Linked DNA regions of Homo sapiens: region 1 is linked to region 2. A link is an interaction called in ENCODE POLR2A ChIA-PET data of the cell type or tissue named here. Cell type or tissue: PC-3. All regions are shown on one strand.

Region 1 (2,500 bases), 230 kb before region 2:
TTTCAAGTTCAGAGATAATGATGCAATCAATTTTAATTAATTGAAACACAATGGGTTATAAATTCTATTTTAAGTTTCAAGTTCTATTCCTAACAGATTTTTTAACTTATGATTTACATACTTTGTTTGAAATTATTTCTATGCAAATGAATTATAGATTGCTCTTCATCTACTGCATTCATTAGATTATAATCTAAAGCTTTGCATTTTGCACATTCACAGTTTTTGTGCCAAAAAATGAAATCACAAAAAGCTTTACAGTTGTAATCAAGTATGTCAATATAACTGGCAGAGTTATGAGTCAATTTTGTATAATCTTTATGTAATCTGTAACCTAAAAAAATAATGACTCAACTTCGGTCTCTATACCACTTATTTCCACTAGATAAATGACAAATATTCCATTTTCCCACAATAACTCTGTTCCAAATTTTCTATAAAATATAAAATCACTTAAAAATAAGGTTTCAACAAAATTGTCATTAATATAGTACTTTTAATGAAAACACTATGTAAATCCCACATCTTTATACAAGTAGATACAGTAATAAGCAAAAGCTATAAAAATAACTGAAAATAAAATCTAATTAGTTTTAAAATGCTAAAACCTAAATCTTAGAATTTTGCCTCACAAATGTAGTCATTTTAAATAAAGTGAACAACTATCAAATAAGCAACGTCTCCTTTGTTCACCTGCTGAAGACAACCAGCAGTCTGCCCAGGCTGCAGGGACTAACTGTGCTTCTTGGTGGACTGCTACAGGGTACAGATGGTCATTATTTATTATGTCAATCAACCGCTGCCAAATCTCTTTGGATGGTTGTGCCATTTCTTCCTAAAGTTATCCCTTTAAAGGGCTTTATGGGGCACAGGGACATATTTGAAATTCGATCTCAAGTAGGTAAGTCAGAGTGATTAGAAGTGTGACTTAAATTAACACTTCCCTTTGATTCACAGTTCTCCAAGAAGAATGCCCACCAAAAGAAAATACTGCTAATAGTAAAGAACAACCTTATTCTATTCCTATATATCTCCCCAACATTCAAAACTGAAATAGAAGTTCTTGCTTCCATGTGACTGAAGTTATATTTTTAATTCAACATTTTCATTTTTAAATCATTGTTTTTGATAAATAATTCTACCTTAAATACAGGCCAATTCACTAATACAGTAATACAATCTATTCCTCAGCAAGAGCCAATGTATTGCAGGTTCAACATGAGGACTTAATTACAAAAAATACTGGAAATACAAGCTTTGTCCAGCCCCTGGTCAAAGGGATAGTGGTAATCATCCAGTGTAATAGTTTGAAAGAAAGAAAGAAAAAAGGCAAAATTTAAATCAGAATTAAAAAAAAATATTATCTCACTACAAAGATTTAATACCTGTAGCAGATGAATTTCTAAACATATTGACAACATGGTATTTTGGAGCTAATGCACAAAGACCAACATATAATCCTTAGAAAGAATAATTAGCCGGGTGTGGTGGCTCACGCCTGTAATCCCAGCACTTTGGGAGGCCGAGGTGGGCAGTTCACAAGGTCAGGAATTTGAGACCAGCCTGGCCAACATGGTAAAACCCCGTTTCTACTAAAAATACAAAAAAATTAGCCACGCATGGTGGCGGGCGCCTGTAATCCCAGCTACTCGGGAGGCTGAGACAGGAGAATTCCTTGAACCCGGGAGGCGGAAGTTGCAGTGAGCCAAGATTGGGCCACTGTACTCCAGCTCAGGCAACAACAACAACAACAAAAAAGAAAGAATAATTAACAAAATGTCACAATACATAAGATGATTCTCAGAGATTTTTCTACTACTCATACTGAGAAATATTTGCTATCTCTATTTTTCTTTTATATACAATTTTTCAGTCAGCCTGCTTCATTATCTCCCTAGCTGGCTCAGCACATTTATTCCACTCAAAGTCTCAGCCATAGAACCTTTTTATAATCCAAGAATTATTCAGAATTTGATCAGCTTTGTCATTAAAGTTATCAGGGTTGCTTTAGAGGAAAAAAAAAAACTTATTGAAAAGTATGCAAAGTAGTTGCCCATCTGGAATCTATCTGAGAAGCTTTTAGTAACCGAGTATTTGTTTAAATGTTCTATAAATTCATTCTAAATAATCCAAAAGTACTTTCTTCCCAAATGGTTCTTATTTAGGAAACACACACATTATTACCTTAGAAAATATTTCATTATATTTGCAAGCTACATAAAATAGTTCTTGTATGTGTATAATTTATTTTATCCTATCATTCTAGAAAGGATTTTAATTGGTTCTTATTTTTAATGTATGTCTATGTAATTTCCCTACTTATAAAATAAACTTGTTTATTATAGGATAGTATTAACTGAACAAAAGGCTGTATAATTTTCTGTACACATATGAATATTTTCTAACTCATTTTCATTCATCTCAACTTTAGAATGTCTCATTTTTCTTGACTAAAAAACTCTCAGAGCCAACAGTTATGCCCTCCAAAGGAAGCAATGCA
Region 2 (2,500 bases):
TAGTTTTCTTTTTGCTTGTTTGTTTATACAATCATGTTAACTTGTCATTAGTTTAAAATACTGGGTTATAAAACAGTATTTGCAAGCTTCATGGTAACCTCAAATCAAAAAAACATACAATGAATACAAAAAAAGTAAAATTAAGTCATACTAACAAAGAAAATTACCTTCCCTAAAAGAAAGACAGGAAGACAGGAAAGGAAAAAGACCATAAAACAACCAGAAAACAAATAGTAAGGATGTAGAAAAGAGAGAATCCTGAAACACTGCTGCTGGTGGGAATGTGTACAACCACTATGGAGAACAGTTTGGAGCTTCCTCAAAAAACTAAAAACTGAGCTACCATATAATCCAGCAATCCCGCTGCTGGGTATATAACCACCCCCCCCGCCCCGCCAAAAAAAAAATAGATATCAGTATACCAAAGAGATATCTGCACTCCTATGTTTTTTGCAGCATTGTTTACAATAGCCAATATTTGGAAGCAACCTAAGTGTCCATCAACAGATGAATGAATAAAGAGATGTGGTACATATACGCAATGGAGTACTATTCAGCCATTAAAAAGAGTGAGATCTTGTTATCTGCAACAACATGGATAGAACTGGTGGTCGTTATGTTAAGTGAAATAAGCCAGACACAGTCATTATATTAAGTGAAATAAGCCAGACACAGAAAGACAATCTTGAGCTCCTGGAGACAAAGAGTAGAAGGATGGTTACAACAGGTTATAAAGGGTAGTGGGAAGCAGGGGGAAAGTTGGGATGGTTAATGGGAACAAAAAATATATACAGAATAAGACCTAGTACCTGATAGCACAACAGGGTGACTATAGTCAATAATAATTTAATTGTACATTATCAAATAACTAAAGCTGTATAATTGAATTGTTTGTGACACAAAGGATAAATGCTTGAGGTGATGGATACCCCATTTACCCTGATGTGATTATTACACACTGCATGTCTGTATCAAAATATTTCATGTACCCTATAAATATATATACCTACTATGTATCCACAAAATTTAAAATATAAACAAAAAATAAGTAATAGTACAGGGTACAAGGTCAATATACAAAATAAATTATATTTATACAATATAGAAAAATAAATTATATTTCTAGATACCATCATTGAACAATCCAAAAATGAAATTAGAAAACAATTCTATTACAAAAGCACCAAAAAAGAATAAAATACTTAGGAATAAATTTTACAAAAAAAAAAAGCAAAACTTGTAAGCTTAAGACACTGTTGAAAGTAATTTTAGGGCCAGGTGCAGTGGCTCACACCTGTAATCCCAGCACTTTGGGAGGCTGAGGCAGGTGGATCACCTGAGGTCAGGAGTTTGGGACCAGCCTGATCAACCTGGAGAAACTCCGTCTCTACTAAAAATACAAAATTAGCCGTGCGTGGTGGCGCATGCCTGTAATCCCAGCTACTCGGAGGCTGAGGCAGGTGAATCACTTAACCAGGAAGTGGAGGTTGCAGTGAGTCAAAATCACGCCCACTGCACTCCAGCCTGGGCAACAAGAGCAAAACTCCGTCTCAAAAAAGAAAGTAATTTTAAAAGAACTAAGTAAATTGAAATATTCATGTTCACAGATCAAAAGATTTAATATTGTTAAGAAAGATTCTCCAATTTGATCTACAAATTTAACACAATCCATATTAATATCTCGGCTAGCTTTTTTATAGAACTTGACAAGCTATCCTAAAATCTATACAGAAAAGTAAGGGAGCCAAAATAACATGAAATAACTTGAAAAGAGGCACGAAGTTGGAAGATTCACACTTTCTGATTTCAAAACCTACTAAAAAGCTACAGTGATCAACACACTATGGTAATGGCATCTGGATAAACATAGAAATCAATGGAATAGACTAGAGGGGCCAAATGCAAATCTTTACATTTATGGTAAAGTGATTTTCTACATGGGTGCCAAGTCCATTCCATTGGAAAAGAAAAGTCTTTTCAACAACTGGTTCTGGGACAACTGGATTTCCACATGCAAAACAATGAAGCAGGATGCCTTCCTTGGACCGCACACAAAACATTAACTGTGAATGGATGACATACCTAAGTATCAGAGCTAAAACTATAAAATTCTCAGAATAAAACATACAAGTAATCTTTGTAACCTTGGCTTAGGCAATGGTTTCTTAGATACAACAACAAAAGCACAAATGACAAAATAAAAACACATTAGTTGGATTTCATCAAAATTTAAAACTTCCATGCTTCAAAGGACACCATCAAGAAAGTGAAAAGACAACCTACAGAATGGGAGAAAATATTTACAAATCATATATATATGTATATATATATATCATATATATGTATATACACATATGTGTGTGTATATATATATGATAAGGAACTTCTGGATGGAGGACATAAAGAATTTTTACAACTCAATAATAAGAAAAACGAACAAAAAAATGGACAAAGGATTTGAATGGACAGTTCTCTAAGAAAAATGTACAAATGTCCAATA

The links. Peaks named below come from ENCODE experiments on the same cell type or tissue, not always from the same donor. Only the 100,000 strongest peaks of a DNase experiment are listed, where the experiment ranks them.
Region 1: POLR2A ChIA-PET joins it to region 2 with 13 read pairs; 1 of 35 experiments calls an interaction of 5 or more read pairs at or near these places.

Annotation. Positions count from the first base shown.
Region 1 is chr5:109,025,955-109,028,454 of GRCh38, reverse strand. The region is part of intron 13 of FER (FER tyrosine kinase); the gene reads right to left. Among named protein-coding and RNA genes, the nearest start is that of FER, 280 kb to the right of the region's middle. In PC-3, no CTCF peak of the experiment used is centred here; no DNase peak of the experiment used is centred here; H3K27ac peaks cover 506 bases.
Region 2 is chr5:108,791,409-108,793,908 of GRCh38, reverse strand. All of the region lies in intron 2 of FER (FER tyrosine kinase), which reads right to left. Among named protein-coding and RNA genes, the nearest start is that of FER, 45 kb to the right of the region's middle. In PC-3, no CTCF peak of the experiment used is centred here; a DNase peak (open chromatin) is centred at 1,478; H3K4me3 peaks cover 932 bases; H3K27ac peaks cover 753 bases.